Regions from separate parts of the Homo sapiens genome. Here region 1 is linked to region 2. The links are chromatin loops, found by intact Hi-C in ENCODE. Cell type or tissue: GM12878. All regions are shown on one strand. Each heading gives the region's core, and the rest is flanking DNA. Links, peaks and the distances in the headings are about the cores only.

The links. A loop is a pair of places that touch in the nucleus more often than their neighbours do. Peaks named below come from ENCODE experiments on the same cell type or tissue, not always from the same donor. Only the 100,000 strongest peaks of a DNase experiment are listed, where the experiment ranks them.
Region 1: a loop joins it to region 2, with 3 times the contacts of the local background. A loop is called at or near these places in 6 of 110 quality-filtered maps.

Annotation. Positions count from the first base shown.
Region 1 is chr12:89,957,680-89,967,931 of GRCh38, forward strand. All of the region lies in intron 6 of LOC105369890 (a long non-coding RNA gene), which reads left to right. Among named protein-coding and RNA genes, the nearest start is that of LINC02399, 15 kb to the left of the region's middle. RefSeq lists enhancers at 2,552-2,781, 8,242-8,782. In GM12878, for the core only: a CTCF peak has its summit at 5,291; DNase peaks (open chromatin) are centred at 2,682 and 3,144; H3K4me3 peaks cover 925 bases; H3K27ac peaks cover 1,914 bases.
Region 2 is chr12:89,877,162-89,887,413 of GRCh38, forward strand. No RefSeq gene overlaps it. Among named protein-coding and RNA genes, the nearest start is that of LINC02399, 65 kb to the right of the region's middle. RefSeq lists enhancers at 3,448-3,577, 3,658-3,727, 6,563-7,488. In GM12878, for the core only: no CTCF peak of the experiment used is centred there; DNase peaks (open chromatin) are centred at 3,740, 4,781, 4,982 and 5,732; H3K4me3 peaks cover 1,136 bases; H3K27ac peaks cover 4,813 bases.

The DNA.
Region 1 (10,252 bases), core at 1,552-9,551, 81 kb after region 2:
ATTAACGCTCAAATTGTCCCAGTTTTTGTGAAATGGAACAGGAGTTTCTTCAAGTTGACTCTTGCATCCTGCTGATATGAACCTTGTAGTATATGATAGTTTCCTTGCTATCCGGTTTGACAAGATGCTGCAGACTCATCTTGTATATTTTCTATCCCAGTCCTTTTAGTTTTTCGAGAATGGTATTAGAAATTATAATCCAGACATAGGAATGCTAATGGATCTATGTATATCATGTATGTATGTATGTGTATGCATTTATGTATATATACATATACACATAATATACATATTTTAAGAAATATATCTTTTAAAAAGATAAGCTATATTATGATTCCTACTGACACTTCCAGTTCAAATTTAGGCGCACAAGTTTTTTAAATTTAACTTCTTCTATCTTTCACTTATGTCTTCTTTTTTTTTTGGTTCCTGAGAATCCTGGTTCTCAAGGTTGTCAGAAACAATTAAATTAAAATATTGCACATACTACACAATTTTCTCTGCTCTCCCTTTTTCACTGAAGAATGTGTCTTTCTCTAGGTGGTTCATTTTATTTGTTTCTTCTATTTTTAAAGTATATATTTTTGGTATTAATAAAGGCTTGCTCTTTTGTTTTAATTTTTATGCTAACATTAAAAAAATTACCCATTCCTGTTCTGCCCCTGCCTTTGTTGTCTATTGAGTCCATTCTATGAGATATATTGATATTAGCTAGTATTCTGCATCAATTTAATCAGTATTAAAATAATTGGATTTATTTTAGTAACTATAAGATAATCATCAAGATTATTCTACTTTTCTGATAGCGTCCCCATTCTGCCATTTTTATAGTTGTAATATAGGTATATTGTCACAGCAAATATAATTATATACTATATATATATTTCTTACAAACTTCATTTTGTCATAAGATTGTGAATATATATGGTATTTTGTCTTCTCCTGTTTGGATTTTGGAATTCAGAGGATATCTTGTCATCTGATTTTGTTGTATATGTTTTGGGATCTTAATTGCTTTTTATTTTGAAGAAAGATTTATTTAGGGGGCTTCAAAAACTATACCATTACCACCACCTTCTCAGAATTCTCAAAATTGCATGAGTGTTGAGTGGTTTTCTCTTAACTCTTTATTTTATATAAGCTGCATTATTTTTAGTGCATGCTTTTGCAGGATGTGTTGTTCTGGGGAATGTATATGCGGTATTTTATCAGAAATACCTATTGTGGCAGCATCTCATAAACAGACTTAAACGGAGCATTTTGAAAGAGACATCATTATAAAGCACGTTAAGCACTTATGATTGAATAAGTATTATTTCTGTGTTGTTTCAATTTGCATCCTCAGAGAATGACATACTCCTTGGGTACATAAACATAAATATGTAATTAGAAATAAGGAGAAAGAGGAGGAAGAAGAGAAGGGGAAGGAGAAAGAGAAAATATAATATTTTCTCTTATAATATAAAGAACAAACTTTAAACTTTGTTCTGATAATTTATCAGTTCTTAGTAGAGCAATAATGTACTGGGTTTAGTATCATTAGTAGTAATAATGAGATTTCTTGCTTTAAGCAAATCCCTTATTTTAGAAGAAAAGTAAAATGTTAACTCTTAGGAATTATTATGCAATAACAAAGAGCAGTAAAATTTTATAGTGGTTGGACCAACTCCAGTGGCTTTCTGGTTTGTGAAAAGTTCAGTAAAAATTGAATAAATGGCTCACATAATGGGAAGTTTAAGTAATAAAATGGGGGGTAGGGTGGGGAGATGAGGCTTTCCCCCTTCCCTGCCGTGTACATAGTAGAGTTGCTGGTGATTTTTGCCTTAGGTTATAGTACTGTGCTCATTATAGGCATAGACAGATTATCATAATTATAAAAGTGCAAGTTTGGTGTAAAAAATAAAAAAAATACATGATGGTAGAGCCTCCGGGCTTAAAAAAAAAAACTTGGGATATCTTATTAAACGTATTGTTTTCCAACTAGTCTCATCTTTGCTCCCTTGGTGCTTAGAAAGAAAACTCCAAGTAGAATAATGATAACTACCATATGTTGGTTCTTACCATAAAGCTAAGAGCTAAGCAGTCTACATATAGGTGTCTCATTTGGTCTTCCCAACAGCACGATGAAAGACATATGTGAGGAAAGTAATGTACAGAGATGTTAGATGACTTGTTTAAGGTCACAGAGATGGTGAATTGTGGAGCCTGGGTTTGAATCTAGGTTAGTCTGACTCCTGAACTGCATTCTATGCCAGTGTATGAAAGAGTCTTCAGAAAACCACATAGTTTAATGTGAGAAAGTGAAGCTTTAAAAGAGATTCTAGTCCTTTCCAAGCTAAGTTTAATTTAGGGAGGCAGGGAGTGTGTACACTGTGCAGAAAATACAGTTCTTACCTGAGGGTATCACAGTCCCCATTCAGTTGACATTCAGCAGAAGATCAACTCAGTTGTTTGGCTATCTCAGTTCAGCAAGCTCTTCTAAGCCAGAGGTTGGAACATAAAAATGATTGAGACATCTCTCCGCCCTTGTGTCCAGTGGAGGGGCAGGTTACATAAATAGATGTTTGTGAAAATCAAAGTAGAAGCTCAGTCCTAGAGAACTCTGAGGATAGCCTGTGAGCTGCAAGTCTGAGGAAGCCGAAAGGAGAATGGTGAGTAATGGGAGTTTCCCTAGGGGTGACCAGCTTGTCTGGTTTGCCTGGGACTTCCCCAGTTTTAGTACTAAAAGTCCCACATCCTAGGTGATCCCTTAGTCCCTGGCAAACTGAAATGGTTGACCACATAAGTTTCTGCTGGTTTGGAGAATTGCTAATTTCCATTAGGGAACTGGGGGATTCCTAGTCAGTCCTTGTTGAGAAATTAATATTCATGAGCATCACCCTAAAAATGATAACCTAATCTTCTATGAGAAATATTTTGGTTAAGCAAGCTTGATTTGCTACTGTTTTCAATTGGGAGTTCAATAAATTTGCTTTGTTTTCTTGTGTGGTAGGAATCCATGTTGTCATCAGGGATCTTGCAAACTCAAGTGTGAAGACAGAGGCAATCCTGCATGGGTCCCATCAAGATAATGGGCACACAAACTGCTTGTGAGGGAGCAGACTGTTTAATGAATAAGGAATTAGGTTACACAGGCACCATGTTCAAAAGTCAGCTGGCAGAGTTTCAACAACCTCGTCATCACTAGAACAGTCCTGGGTGTGCAATCCTATAATGCCTGGGCAGGGTGACCAGGTTTAATGTACTCTTTTACAGCTCATGGGTATGGGGCTTATCACATGCTTCAGCAAGAGCACCCTTTTATTATTTTGAAACTTATAGTGTCACCTTAACGTTTTATGACAAGCCTTGTCCATCACATCACCACTATAAAAATGTCAATAACTTAGAGAGTTGCTTTTTCAAATATTTTGTCACATAATTAAAATTTTATTCTTCTTTTCACTTTTCCTTTTTTCCTCCCTTGAGAGCCCTTCTTTATTTTTCTTTTTTTCTTTCTTTTTTCTTTTCTTTTTTCTACCTCTCTGTCTTCCTTTCTCTTTTTCTTTCCCTTTCTCCCTCCATCTATCCTCTCCACTTTCTTTTATCCTTTCTTCCTTTTTGAAGGAAGAGGGGATTTTGATTCTCTTCAGATGCAACTCTCCTTCCCTGTCACATGCATCTTCTCAAAAACTTAAGCTAGGAGGGTGACTTGCTGAGACCTTAACTAGAGTTTTGTTTTCATTTCCGTACCAAGAAGTCTCCCTGAGTATCTTGCATCAAAGGAGGTAGATGAAAAGGGAGTTATTGGCCAAAAGAAATGGCATGCATCCTTCTTGCTCTTCTAAAGAATGTACAGGTCTTCGATGTTCTATGGCCTGGGTACATCCTGAGGGGCCCTTAAGTTCTAATATTGGTGATGAGAAATAGCATGATCTCTTTTGTGTTGGAATGAAAGAGAGGAGCTGGATTCTGAGGAGAATTGAAAGTTTTTGTCAATTTTGTTTTTTTGTTGTTATTGAAAAGAGGGGGAGGGGTTGGGGAGAGAAGGGAAAGACGGGCAGAGCTCGGGTAGTGGGACACTTCTAATACTTGAGTCCTATCCCTAAGTTAATTCTGATATCGTCAGTAGTTTCAGAGTTTCTAGGATCACTGACTCCAGAAAAGGGCTGCATCGAAGGTCCTCTTATGAATGCCTAGAGCAACTTGATTAGAAAATCCATCTTTATACCCCTTCTTGGAGACCTATTAGTAGTTCTGGCTGTCCCAACATAACAGCAGAATCCTACTCTGATCTGGGTTTCTGGAAGCCCCCTGTGAACCATCATACCCTGGATGACAAACTCCAGTAGCACTGGGGAGAGAGCACTTAATGACAAGTAGACCCCCGAAGGGCTATAGAAGGAGCTTGTTTATCTTAAATATGGGTGGGATGGGGGGGAAATGGGGCACTTTTGTACACCTTGAGAGATCTGTGGGCAGAAGAGACAGGCTACCTCTGTTACACACTAAGAACTGACAAGAATGAGACAATAAAACACTCCGTTACACACTAAAAACTCATAAGAATGAGCCTTTACACATATTGTCTGTGTTAGGAGTATATGGGAGACTGGCACCTACTAATGGAAAGGAAGAGTGGAAATTCTAGCTCTGTTGTCTTCCAGTAGCCATTTACCTGCCCTGTAAAGGTGGCTCTCAACTCAAGACTCAAGAGTCTCTGTTCTTGAGGTTCTTTTTGTTTGTTTGTTTTTGTTTTTTAATTTGTGATGTGATCTCTTTGAGTTTCTTAGTGTGATTCTTCTGTTTTGTAATTTAGGAAGCTGCTACACTTCTGGGGATGATAAATATTATTTAAATTAAAAATTACATTCAATTTTAAACTGACTTTTTAGAAAAATTCCATTTAAACCTCCCACCTCATATATAAGGATAGTTCCCACACTTGGGACCTGAACTTCCAATTGAATTCAGATGACTGAATGTATCCTGCAAATAATGCACAGAGCTTATGAGAAAAAGTCCAAACTCTCTCTGCCATGGGCGTGAACCGTTGAACCATGATACCTCATTACCTTCACACTCTGGTTACTGTTGGAAAAATTAGACTGCCTAACCAGTTTAACCAGACAGGCCTCCAGGAAGTGACCCTTTCTCCTCCCCTCTTACCCACTTAAAACCATAGATTCTTGATTACTTTTAAAGGAAGAAAATCAGTTCCTTGCCAAAGGATTTTATGACTGTGTTAACTAGTCAATAAACGAAGTGACTATGAAAAAGAACTTTTCCACCCCTCTACTGGAGAACAATGGAATCACCAATCATCATACAATAGTGATTTTACACTCACAATTTCAATTCTGCCAACAGCGGAGAATTTCTCCTTTGCCATAGGAACATGATTAAATTTTACTTAATTTCTCTGTAGGATGCCTGAGAAAAATACCACCTTGAATGAAGGAACATTTAAAATAAGCACTTTGAATAAATAGAATGTCTTTTTATAGGATCAAATATGTCCCATTTTGGAAAATAGCTAGGCACAAAATATTGGGTAGCTCTATCATTGAAATTTTGGTTTAGGAATGAAAAAAAAAGCATAGACAGTAGGGAAAAAGAAAAAAAAATTATTCCCCCCTTGCTGAAAATTTTACTGTGGGCAAAACTCCCATGTTTTTGATGGTAGTAAGACTCCAGTCTTGGGGCTTGGCTTGAAAAGTATGAAAAATAACCATAAAATAAAATATATTAGAATTAGAAATAATGGGAACATAGTGACTATGATTTAAGTCTTAAGTCCAAGTCTTGGGGCAAGAATATTTACTTTACTGAGCTGTGGTATAAGAAATACTAGCTCTCCCTGCTCCCCGCCAAAAAAGAAAAAAAAAACTTTATATTGATTTCCTTCAACTAATTCCTAGGATGCTGTCTTGAGTATTGTGCATGTACCCAAATTTGTTTGAGGTAGTAAAGTAGAAACTAATGCCATCTCATATATGGGAGAGGAAATGAATAAAACATAGAAATTCCTCCCTTTCTTTCTACCTACAGAGACATTTTCTTCCTGGGGTAATGTAATATCCAACTAAAACAGAGGCACAAACCAAAACCTAGGCCTGGGTCTGAGATACTATGAAAACAGTGCGGTAACATAAGCTTCTCACTGATAGTCCGAATACAAATATTTAAAAATTCAAATGGATAGTCAGGTTTTGTATCTATAAACACAACATTTGTTAAACATACAAGCATGCTATTAAAAATCACTGTACAAAAATATCGAATACTCATTCATCTTACTTTGAAACACTAATAACACTATTTATTGACATACTGGTTCTGTATTACATAAAGGGCAGGGATTATACTAAGGAAGAAGAGATAATAATGAAAATTTTATAAATGTTTTCTTAAAGGATCTGATCAAAATCAGTTTTTGCAAGGCTATAAATTAAAAAAAATTGGCAGAAGGAGTAGGCAAATTACAGTGTTCAGGAATTTTATTCTTCCGCCCTTGTTTTTCAGTGCTGAGAAGCACAATCACCCTCAACCCTGCAGGGAGATGGAATGCAATTCTTTTCTAGGCTTGAAAACTTCTAAAAATACTTTCAGTGCTATAATTTCTGTTTATAGATATATACCAAGAATAAAAATTAAATAAATTTAATGGCATCTCATCATATTGCAATGTATACAAACTATCTTGCAAAATATTCAAAGGTGGTTTATGATGGGGAAAAGAAACCTTTATGATGGCAATATATAGATAAGCAGAAGTAATTCAGAAAAAGCAAGTCAGACCAGACACAAAAAAACATCTTGGATTTGCTGACTATAAAAGTCATTATACTATACACTCTTTGAAGAAACTAAAAAGCCAGCAGTGGCTTTGATGAAGGGAATAGGGCATAAAAGTGAGAAAGGTGTAACATGGCTTGTCTTCCTTCTTGCCTTTTTTCATTTATTTATTTATTTATTTATTTATTTATTTATTTATTTATTTATTTTGAGACAGAGTCTCGCTCTGTTGCCCAGACCGGAGTGCAGTGGCACAATCTCGGCTCACTGCAACCTCTGCCTCCTGGGTTCAAGCGATTCTCCTGCCTCAACCTCCCAGGTAGCTGGGACTACAAGCATGTGCCATCACGCCTGGCTAATTTTTTATATTTTTAGTAGAGACGGGGTTTCACTGTGTTAGTCAGGATAGTCTCGATCTCCTGACCTCATGGTCCACCTGCCTCGGCCTCCCAAAGTGCTGGGATTACAGGCGTGAGCCACCGCACCTGGCCTCCTTCATTTATTTTTCAACAAACATTTCTCAAGCATCTATGATTGTGTTAGGTCTTCTGTGGATGAGGATGGCTGGACAAGAGAATATATCCAAAGGCAGAGGAGAAGCATCTGAAAAGATAGGCTCAGTTTAGACTGCCGACAATACTGAATGTCAGACTAAATTATGATAATAACTAATATTCATTCATTTAGTGCTTGGCTTTTCTAAATGATTTTTGTATACTGACTGAATTCTTTCAACTACCTTAGAGGTAAGTGCTATTATTACCTCCTTATTATAGGTAAGGAAACCAAGGCACTGAGACCCTGGGCAAGTTTTTTAATCTCTCAGTGCCTGGCAGAGTTAGAATTTGAATTCCAGGGAATGTGGTTTTACAATGTGTTTTTGACCGTGATGCTACACTGTGAAATGATTTCAACTTTATTCTTCAGGCCATCAGGACCCATTTTGCTGTTGGGCTTAGTTTTTCTTTTTTCTTTTCTTTTCTTCGTCAGTTCCCTCACCTGTAAAGTAAGAGTAATAATAAAATACCTACCTGACAGAGTTGTAGTGAGGATCAGATAAGAGAATACATGGGAAATTGTTTTGAAAGTTTACTTCAAATTGCTTTGAAATGTGCCACATGGCATTATGAGTATTGTGTTCAAGTAGTAAATATGAAACAAGTGTTCAAATAAGGAAAAGCTTGAGTTGTCACTGTTTACCAATGGGTACAGCCTTTGCGATATTAGCAGATATATGTCAGCCCTGAATGAATAAATGAAAACATATTAGTAAAGGAAGGACACATTTGAGTGAGAGGAAATAATGACAGCCATAATGGTGATTCTACTGTGGATACTTCGATCTGTGAATCACATATTGTTGAGTGCCTATTCTGTAATAGATATCTGACCAGATTCTATATGTGGTCTCTGTCCTCATGTGCTTGCAGTCCGTGACCCTTATGATTTGTACCACATTTCATGGCTCATGAAAGGCTCTAAAAACCTTTATCACATGTGGTTCTATCATCCCTTGAGAAACCTGCATGGGAGGTAAAATTATTCTTGTTTTTCAGATCAGGAGTTTGAGGCTCAGAGCTTGAGTGACTTGTCCAATACCACACAGTGGGCAGAAGCATCAGGACTGAAACCCAAATCTCTTGCTCTTCCGAACACCATTCTTTCTGCAACACCAGGCTGCCTCAATCACCATCATTATCATGATAATAATAGCTGAGCACTTCATGCCAGACATTGTTCTGAGTGCTTACATGAATTAGCTTATTCAGCCTTTACAACAAACTCCTGCAAGGTATATCCTGTATTGCCTTTGTGAAGTACTAGGCTGTATGTTGAAGTAGAGTGATGTCCTTTGACACACGTTGGCAGACTTTTCTTAGCTTGATATTACCTTCTCTGAGGACATTCAATTCTATAATTAATGAATCTGCACACTGGAGGTAAGAGGTGGGGGCTTGGAACAGGAAAGTCTTTCCAACCTGATGTGATATTAACAGTGGAAAGGAACATTCCTTCTTCCGAAAGGAGAAGAAAGATTAGCACTGTCCATAGTTGAAATCTCCTCCTCAAAAACACAGCTCTGTGTTCCTTCTATAGCAGTAGTAGCCTGGCTAGATCACTGGAGAATCAATCTCACAGCTAAGTCTGCCTCTGTTACCTCAAGATGTGAAAAAGCTGAGATGGCCCCTTCCTTGACATACTAGCCTGGATCAAGGTAGAACATGAACAGCAGAAAATGGAACAAGTGAGTGACAGCCCTCAGCCAGAAAACTGAAACGTGGCACCCTTTGACCTTATCAGTAAAAGTTCTTTTTAAGAAACAGAAGGATTGTTCAAGGGAACAACGAGAACTGATAATTGATGATAATTAAACAGTCATAGGGAGAATGAAAGTTAAAAAATAAACTCTAGGACATTTATCGAGACCTTTATGGGGGTGAAGGTCACAGCCTATATTTAACAGCAAATTTCCAAAGACATTTAATAGAAAAGAGAAACTCTTGAGATATTTGATCTCCTCTTCATTCTAACTCCTCAACCCTGTAACCCTGGGACCTCAGCCGTGGAATACACATGTGTCAAATCAGGTAACTGAGACTGTCCTGGTGTTGCATGCCTCTTCTGCCAAGGAAGAACTGAGAATTGCATACTCATTTGCTCAGTAAAATGCCATGCTAAAAGTCTAATTTGGAGAACCAATACCTTGTTTTTTCTAATGGTATATTGTCTTCTCAATTCTAGAAGGGTGTGTGTGTGTGTGCATATTTGGTGGTGGAGGAGGTAAAGGAGGGTGTGGGTTGGCGTAGGGAAAAGGCTACTTCTCCATGTTAGGAGTAAATTTTTATTTTTTTGATTCTATCATTTAATTCACTTAATTTCTTTAAAAGTACAGTTTTTCTTTTCACTAGCAGTATTCCTGAGAAATCAAAACAACTGATTAATCTTATTTTTTAAATGTTCAATGTATTGACAATAGAGGAGAGACAGATAACCCTGTAGCCAAAGTGATGTTGAACACTCGAAGTCAATTTTAGTTTAAAAAAAAAAGAAAAACTTCACACATTCTGTGTCTTAGTATGTTCTGGCTGCTATAACAAAATACCATAGAATTGATCACTTAAGGCTGGGCATGGTGGCTCCCACCTGTAATCCCAGCACTTTGGGAGTCCAAGGCAGGTGGATCACGAGGTCAGGAGTTTGAGACCAGCCTGACCAACATGGAGAAACCCCATCTCTACTAAAAACACAAAAATTAGCTAGGCTTGGTGGTGCATGCTTATAGTCCCAGCTACTCGGGAGGCTGAGGCAGGAGAATCTCTTGAACCTGGGAGGCAAAGGTTGTGGTGAGCTGCGATCGAGCCACTGCACTCCAGCCTGGGCAACAGAGCGAGACTCCGTCTCAAAAAAAAAAAAAAAAAAAAAAGAATCTATCACTTAAACGACAGGGCACAGATCCCATCTTGGTCCCCACCTC
Region 2 (10,252 bases), core at 671-8,670:
AATTAATATGTTCCAGACAAGATAAAGGAAAATCAGCTTTGCCAAAGATTGATTGATAAAGCAAGTAAGAGAGGAGATCCAGTTAGAGAAACATAGAAACAGAAAAACCCTAAGATATAGAGAAGCAAAGGCAGAAATGGAGACACATTCGTGTGCGTGCATGTGCACATGGACACACACACACTCACACCAGCATTCTATGCCAGAGCTGAATCTTCATGAGCATTTTCCTTAACTTAGCCTCTTCATGTTTACTTTTTACGCTAGCCTTTAAAAATTGAGATATCTGACTTATGCTCTTTTTGCAGGAATGTTTTTAAAGATTATTTATTTAAAAAATAAAGACCTGCAAAACACTGAGAGATCCTCATAGACAGTAATCATATCTGTCACATATAAAGCATGTACTTATATTTATTATTATAAGTGTTATCTATAATAAGTGTTATATATTCTAAGTTTTTTATAAGTTTATAGATCGTGTATGGGAGGAAAACATCTAGAAAGAGTCTGGTCACTTCTATGTCAAATAAGCAACCACCAGCTGCTGGATAAACTGCTTTTTTATTCTTTTAGGCTCCTTCCAACCCCAGCTATTTCCTCTGACCCTTTCTTTTTAAATTTTTTTTTTAAATGACGGAAGTGAGGGTAGGAGGAGGCCAGATCAAAAAAGGAAAAAGTTCTTTTCATGATATAGACTTACAAGTAATACATCTTTTTATAAAACTGTTTATTTAAGGATAAAAGGGCTCATGGACATCTATGAAATGTAAATCTCGCATAAATGAATAAACAATGACATGTGGCTGCTCTGGCCAGGCGTATCATCATATGTAATGGAAAAAGAAATCCTATTGTTTGGAAATAGGTCTTTATATGTGATTTTAAAGATTTAACAAGTACTTATTCATAGGAAGGAAATGTTAGAATTCATTTTAGAAATTTTATTTTAATCAAATTTATAATTGATCACTTTTTGTCATATTAAAACACAAATATTTGATTGGAAAAAAGGAACATGTGACCAAATACACAAACAGCAGTAAATCCTGTAATGCAAACACTAATAAAACTATTACTACATATTTAATCTTTCCTAGGTAATTGCCAAATAATCTTCATTTTAAATGCTTTAAGACTGTCATTCTGTAAATCAGACTCTCTCCAACTCTAATTTGAAGTGATCCTTCTACTGCTATCAAGGAGTAACAGTTTCTAAATGTCCTCTTCAAACATTTGGTGAAGGAGAAGCAAGTTTCTATGTGTGTTACTTAGAAGTGGTAAGAAAACTCAACTGCAGCACTTAGGGAAGCAGAGGCAGGCAGATCACTTGAGGTCAGGAGTTCGAGAACCCGGGAGGCGGAGGTTGCAGTGAGTAGAGATCGCACCACTGCACTCCAGCCTACGCGACAGAGCAAGACTCTGTCTCAGAAAAAGAAAAGAAAAGAAAACTCAACTGGAATGGATTGAAATATAACTTATAATTGATTATGGTTTTTAAAGTGAATGAAAATAAGTCAAATTAGGGATTTTCCTAAGAGTTACAAAGCAATTACTGATATTAGGATATAACCTTGGAAGTCAGTCCAGTTTCAACTTGACTCTCTCTCACTGCATCATCTTTATTACTGATCAGTTAATAGTTAATTCACATTAATAATCCTGGGAAGGAAGCACTGAAGTGTCTTCCACCCTCACACACTTACACACACACTCACACTTACTGAAAGTCATTGGTTCAAATATATACAGTGCAGTACTCTTCAATTTAAGGTCCAGAAGTTGTTAAGTTTGAAAAGTACTGCACTATTCTAAGACTATAAAAGAGTGTTAAAAGGAAAAACAGTGGCTTTTGTAATTAGAAAGGCTTTATGAACAAGGATATTTAAATAAAAAATTCCGGATATATGTAAATGTACCAGGACATGCCCTCTACAAGCATTGAGGTTTTTCTGGTTTCAATTCAAACTTCTGATTTACAAAGTAAGATATAAGCAGAAGTAGTAGCAGTATCAAGAGCTGTCACTTTTGGGGGGCTTACTACTTAATCTTCCTTGTACAAATTCCATGTAATTTTCACATTATGCCTGTGAATTTAGGGTTATTAATCTGATTTTATAGATAGAGTCATGAATCCAAAAAGGAGCAGAGCCGAATTTGAACTAAGCTCTACTTCACTCAAAGTCAGTGTTTGGTTTCAGAATTGTGTCTCTAAAACAGCACAGGCAGTTATGCCCTATTTACTGGAATATTTGTGTTTTAGCCAAGTTTGCTATAAAGTACACTTTTTTCTGAAAGCAGAACTCCATTTTGCCAATGGTTTATATTATACAATCTGAGACTGTTTACCAGTATACAAGTTTTATAAGGGCTGGGACATGTGTGTTTTTTTCATTGCAGACACAGTACCTGGCAGATAGGGGGTATTTAATAAATACCCATTGACTGAATTAAGTGGGGTAAAAATTATCTTGTAGATAATAGAAGCATGCTTAAGGGTTCAGAAAAAACTTAGCATGCATTTTAGGTTAAAGAGAAAATTTCTAATGAAAGCAATATTACTCAAATATGGTTACATGTTCAAAATATTAGTAAAATTTGACCGATTCTCCAAATTCTAGGAGATACAGTGAATTTTTGACCAGTTTTAAGTTCTGTTACATTAATTTTGACTCAATGTTATATACTCATGCTACATGCAGTTTGGTAATAATTTATTCATATCCATGTTAAGTACTCATATTTTTCCAAACATGAACTTCTCTATTTTTTTTATTTCTTATTCTAGCAGACATAAGAAAAAAAAATGAAAGGGAATAAAAGCAGAACACAGGGTGTGTGACAATCACTTCTTTTGTTCACACTAGTGAGAGAATCTTTCTATTCCTTAAAGTTAATCAAGCAGCAAGTATTTATTAAACACCCAAAGAGTGAAGTACACAAGGCTATTGAATAGCAGTAATCTTTAGGATTATCTTGTGTCAGCGCTTATTTTCCATGTTACTCATAAACGGAGAAATGTATTTATGATGGCTTTCCAAAGAGTTGATTAAAATGCTTAACACGATTCACCTTTTATTTAAAGATAAAATAATTGAATGGGGAATTCATGAAGAGCTCTTCTCAAATTTATATTATATAAGTGATGAGTATGCTGATTTTTACTCTCAGAACGAAAATAAATAAGAAATTATTAAAGAATCCCTTCCTTTAAAAATCAGATTACTATGTAAATTTTATATCATTTGTTTATGTGGTCAGAAATTTTGGGGAAATCCTTCAAACTATTTATCTGTAGCACAAACTAGAATCTGTCTTTTGCAGATTCTTATTGTGCACTAACTTATTAAAAGATTTGGGAAAATCCACTGTAAGGAAACTTGTTTATCTTTGTTGACCACAGTTTTCAATCTTGGTTGATGATGAGGTCTCCTGTCACCCAACACCTATGAACGTATTTGGGAGTGGGATACTCTGGCTGTACTCAGAAGAGCCATGGGGGTGGAGTTCCCTAGAGTCTTGGGGACAAATCCTCACAGGATGTCCTGCTAGGAACATGACCAGCAGAGTCATGGGAGTGGGGAATCTTATTGTTGAAGATCTCTGAGATCTTAAAACGGTAGAGCCTCCAGAATGCTGTTTCAGCCTGGCAGAGCTGAAGGCATTTGACTCAAACATATGCGAGCTATTGCATAGGCTGCACTCGGAAGAGCCATGGGGGTGGAGTCCCCTAGAGTCTTGGGGACACAAGCCTCACAGGATGTGGTCAAAGAAGGTTGTTTTCAGGCCTCAAGATTTAATGTTATTTGCCTGTTGGGTGTTAGACTTACTTGGGACCTATTACCCGTTTCTTCTTTCTTACTTCTCCCTTCAGAGATGGAAATAATATCTGTTTTGTACCTGTCCTACCATTATATTTTGGAATCATAGAACTTGTTTGATTTCATAGGTTCACAGCTTGAGAACAATTTATCTCAGGATGAGTCATACCTTGAATCTCACCTATATATGATTTAGGTGATATTTAGATTAGATGTTAGACTTAGACTTAAAGTTTATGCTGGAATGAGTTAAGACTTTTGGGGCTATTAGGATAGAATGAATTTATTTTTTATGTGAGAATAACATGAATTTTGGGGGATGAGGGGCAGCATGCTATAGTTTGAGTATTTGTGTCACCTCCAAAATTCAGTTTGAAAGTTAATCTCCAATGCAACAATCTTAAGGGGTGAGGCCATTAGTAGGTGATTAGGTCATGAGGGCTCTGCCACGTGAGAACAGGGTTCAAAGTGCCATTTTGGAAGCAGAGACCAGGCCCTCACCAGACACTGAACCTGTCAGTGCCTTGATTTTAGACTTTCCAGGCTGTGGGTCCATGAAAAAAAATTATGTTCCTTATAGATTACCCAATATCAGACATTTTGTTATGGCAGCACCAACAGACTAAGAGAGAAATGAAGTCAGGAAAAACCACTGACATATTAGAACATGGCAGAGGGAAGGACCGGCAAGTTATCGTAAGCACCTTAGAATTTGCCATTTAAAGAGATGGTAGATGTCCACCATCCTGCCCTTGTGCAGTGGGGATATAGGATGCAAAGGAGGATGAACCTCAGCTCCCTACTCATTTAGACTTGCTCATCTGATAAATAGGAGACTACTTCACTTAATGGCTTTCTTCTTCTGGAATGCTGCTGGAGTCAAACAAGAGTGATCAGCACATATTTTTTGACAATTCTTTTTCCACCATGCCCTAGATGAGTATCCCACTCCCAAATATGTTCATAGGTGTTGGGTGAAAGGAGGTTCCATCATCAACCAAGACTGAAAACAGTGGTCAACAAAGATAAACAAGTTTCCTTCCAGTGGATTTTCCCAGATCTTTTAATAAGTTAGTGCACAATAAGAATTTGCAAGAGAGATAAAGTTTGAAGCATTTCCTCAAAATTTCTGACCACAGTCTCTGTATAAGTCAGGGTTCTGTCTGTTTTTAAGTAACAGAAATCCAGCTCTGACAGGCAAAGGCCATAAAGAGAGCTTAGTGGCTCATAGAACTAAGAAGCCCAGGCATGGTTGAATTCTGAGGCCTCAAATGATGTCACCAGGGCCTGTCTCCCTCAGTCTCTTGGGCTCAGCTTTCCTCTGAGTTAGTTTCATTCTCACACAATCTTTCCTTATGTGTTGATCCTTGGCAGCTCCAGGCTTACATCATTTTTAAATCTACAAATTCCACTTGGGAAAAATACCTACTAGAGAATGGAACTTTTCTGAAGTGAATCATTTTTGAATTTAGAGATATTTAAATTGATTGGCTTCCCAATTCCCTGACATTCACCCTACTCCAAGTTAGTGCTTTATAATTTACACAATGTGTTTTTTTTTTATTACTTCCGAAGTCATAACCCAAAGTGGGTACCTTGGGTTAATGAAATAGGTTATGGATACATTGAGGTGAACATATAATTTTACAAACTCTATAGTATAGTACTTAAAATAAACCCTTAAAATATCTTAAGCTATTACTCTATAACCACTGACTATGAACCAATTTCTATTGAATTTTGTTAGAAAACTCCAGAAAATATATACCTATTTGAAAATTTTTAGTAGTTTTCAACTTATTGAAAATTTATGAGTAGACTCCAAATATATTTCATTGAATCACAGGATTCTTCATTAGTTTCTCAAATTGGTACTAAATCATCAGCATCACAACACTGGAAGGAACTGGTGAGTAGTCAATATGAAAGAGGTTTCACTTTAATTGGCCAACTAGTAGTTATTTTCATTTTGAAATGTATAATGATAATGACTTTATTTTTACATATGGGTTATTTTGGGGGATTTTGAATTTTTCAACCTAAGGAAATTGTTCTGTCAAGTTACAAATTGAATTCCCCAGTGAATGCTCATTTCTCTTCCTATGTATTTATTGTGTCCTTCTGGCCAGCTAGGAAAAGAACCATAATGAAAGCAAAATCATTTGGGAGTTTTATAGCTGGAATCTCCAACACTTTTGTCAGTATATCTTATGATACTACTTGGTAGTCACTGATGACAATTTCTTGAGAGATTTCAAGGTTCTTCAGCAGTTTCTAAATTATTAAAAGGAGGTCATCTATGCCTAACAATAAAACAACTAAATATTATTTATTTCATTGCTTCTAAAACTTGTTATTCACATAAAACATGTATGTATACTTCGGATTACTTGATTAAGCAGAACAGTCTGCAAGACAATAGAGTTCGCAATGAATTTCTTTGTGTCAAGCCTTTTGAATAAAATGCGTAAACTTTCTTCCACATTAAAGACCCTTTTAGGTAAGAGTGAACATTAATTGCCAAGGCTCTATTCAGATAATCTCATTGAATCTTCAGAATGACTTTATGAAAGGGGTAGCATTTTTTTAACCCCAGTTTTACACAGGAGGAAATTGAGACATAAAGAAGTCAAGTAACTAACATTACACAGTTTGTACATGGCATAGTTGGCTAGGCAGTCCAACTCCAGACCACTGATATTAAACACTGTTAATATAATGATTGTGTGTTTTACCTTTGAGCAGATCACTTGACAATATTACTTAAGGCACAACAATCATGGAAACTTTCAGATTTGCCTCAAAGGTAGGAGAACCCTACACACACATACACACACACGCACGCACACACACACGCACGCACACACACACACACACACAAAGGATTGCCTGATGGTTTACCACATTTTGGTTACTGCATGCCTTTTATTTTCTTGACTTGGGTTAAAAAGACTTTAACAAAGCTCTTATAAATAAGATACCAAGTAAACAAAAATCTCATATTTGTACTGTTACTCTAATAAGCTTAATAACAATAATCTACAAACATCTGCAATCATAAAATAAAAACTTCATTACCATTTCAATGCAGTCACTACAAATCCTCAGGTTAGCCAGTACACCAGCTGTGTCCTGGTGCTTCACAACACAAAACAGCAATTCATTCCAAATTACCACTCTCTGTTAGTGACTCTTGCTCACTGGCTCCCATCCCAAATACTCCTGCTGTTCAGGTCCATTGTTTCCCCTCACTGGAAGCCTTTTATTTCCTGGGAAAGATTAAAGGATTGTCTCTATGAAAAACTAGGCTAATCTTCTAACTTTTGATTTCCCACTATTTGTCCTCCAACATATTGGATGTACTCAGCTTTTCTTTTCCTCCATCCAGTGGCATTTAATATACTTTTCTGGAAAGTGTTTAGAATTCTTCACCCAAAGAATAAAATTGAAGGAGTTAACAAAGCTTATGCTAGTTTCTGGCTTTGTAAAATAAACTAGTCCAAGATTCAGATAATGAGCTTTGATCTCCCTATAGGAGCTTTGAGTTGAGAAAACTCCCTTTCCATCATTCCTGCCGTGGGCCTCTAAATCATGAAATTCCATATCAAATTACAGAGAGCTTCCCTCTGAGAGTTTATGGCCTTGGAACAGCCAGTTAAAAACCAGACTGGTGGAAAATGCAGGATAGTCTTTGAGCCACATGCAACATGTATACCAGCTTATAGAAATTTTATACTCCTTAAGAGATCATACTTAACAGGCAGTTTATTTTTATGCTGCAAAATACTTATCTATTCCTTTTCATTTGGAGCTTAAACTTTTTTGCAATCCAGAACACAATTGAAGAGAGGGAATAAGAGGATATTTGATCTTAGCCCAACTGATGATATATAAGATCTCAGAGAAACATTGGCTTTCGGATTTAACTACTTTAGTGCAAAAACGTAGCCAAGAAATTTGTTTCTTCTGAGGATGTAGAATGCAAGTCTATTAACTGTCAAAATAGAAGTCATTTAAATATTTCTTTTATTTACCATTTCTAATCAGGTGTTAGATAATATTGGGAGAAGTATTTTTTTTGGTATTATCTTCTGTTATGTTGTCATAACCCATTACCTTGTGTAGATGAACTCACACTGTTTTCCCAGGGACCCTGGGGATCAGCTTATAAAAGCCTCTTCAGATCTTAATCTGGGAGCCTTTTATGAGGGGGTGAATACCCTGTTGGATCTGGGAGCTTACTTTGGAGTCCATTTTCCTCTTGGACTATAGTAGCTGATTGAACCTGAGGTTAACCCTAATAGCATGCACCACAGATGTCTTAACTCTTTGAGGATGTATCTATTTTGACACTGTCAATGAAAGAGGACTGCTCTGCCTGCTAACATAGAATGGAACTCTGCTGAGATAAAATGTGGCAGCCATTCAGGACACCACACATACTTTTCTAAGCAGCCTTCTATATGAATAAATGTTGTTATTACATGGCAAATTTACAAAGGCAGAAGGTAAGAGGGTAGAAGAATTTGTCTGCAGAGTTTTATTATATATTACAGAGATAGCTATTGGGGGAAAAATTGGTGATAAACATGGTAATGGCTCATTTTCTTAGATGGAGCTCATTAATCTTATCAACGATGGCCTCTTTTAAATCCTGACAAGAAATTTTCTGCAAGGAAGTATAGACATTGTGATATGAGGAATGTAAATGGGACACTCTGTAAAGCTGATTGACTTTAAACACACAAGCTAAGGATGAGCTGATGTCTTATGGGTCCTGTTTCTCCATCAGTATTTCTATGTAATCTTTTGTTTGGCAGCTAGCAGACACTACTTGATGTATTTTTCAAGACAGAAAAATATAGTGACACCTGTTTATGGAGTTCACCCACAGATCCACACATTGTGGACTGTTTTGACAACTGGTTTCTAAAAGTAGATTTAAGACAAATGTAGGCATTCTTTGGCATAATTAAACTCATCACAGAATGCCTACATGATCAACTTCTGGTACCTGAATGCCTATTTTAGGAGATCCCAATGGGTAAGTTGTAGTAATTTTGGAGACATCTATGAGGCTGCTATTAATTCTTAGATGATAGATTTCCATTATGAATGTGAACTCTCAGAAATGAGATTCAACTTAAAGAACTGAAATCATTTATTATGAAAGCACTACAGAGAACCCGGTTTAATCATTCCAATATACTGTATTATAAAACACGGTTGAAAATTCACCGTACTAGCATAGATGGTTTGCATAGACCAGGTTCAAAGTGCACCATTCTTTAAAGGGAATAGGAAAGTTTACCGATCACACCAGTGGTCTGTGCACATCTGTGTCTGAGTGTGATATGAAAGGTCAGATTCTTGGAGGCAGGAAAACTTGGAACAGGGAGTCAGTCATGAAATTTGGTGGCTCCACTGTAGTCCCAGCTACTCAGGAGGCTGAGGCAGGAGAATGGCGTGAACCCGGGAGGCAGAGCTTGCAGTGAGCCGAGATCACGCCACTGCACTCCAGCCTGGGCGACAGAGCGAGACTCCATCTCAAAAAAAAAAAAAAAAGAAAGAAATTTGGTGGCTCCAATTTTTTACAGGGTGTGACAATCAGTACCTGTGTAGACACAGAATAGAAATAGTGGGTAGCTGGATAACTCTTGTTGAGATAGAACATTGAATTAAAAACTATTGGCCTCTTAGAAAAGAGGCAGAAGCCTCAATCAAATTTTTGACTATATATATGTGTGTGTATGTGTGTATGTATATATGTGTATATAAAGACACACACACATCTTTATATACACATATATACATACATACACACATACATATATATATAAACCCCCACATATACATATACAAAGAGATATAACATTTCCTTTGAAAATGTCTATATACTTGAACTATACTAATCATCTACATGTGCATGGCAATATTGTAGGAATCTTGTATAGCATACCTACCAAATAAAATCTATACTACTGAGAACTATGCATTTTAATTCAGAAAACAGGATACTGTTAGACATAAAAGTGAGTGAGAGAAAAGATCCTTTTGGAAAACAAACCTTGATTAAATAAGCAAATAATATTAATGTTTTATACAAGATAGGATGAGATTCAAATTTCTTGTTTTTTTTTTTTTTTTTTTTTGGTAATGGCTATGTCTTTCTATAGTTTGATGCTTGTTTCATCCTTTCCTTTTCTTTCTTCACATGCTATCTTGTCTTATATCCTTAAAATTGGTGAAAGATCTTCTGAACACTTTTCATTCTGACTTCTGGATAAGATTTCTTTAGAGTGATCTATTTTTTAAAGGTCAGATAAGTTACAATATTATTAAAATGCCTTTTGATTTCCAGTGATGATTCATTCTGATTTGAAAATCTTTCTCAACTTTAACTCAGGGGTAGACTAAATGAACAATTATTG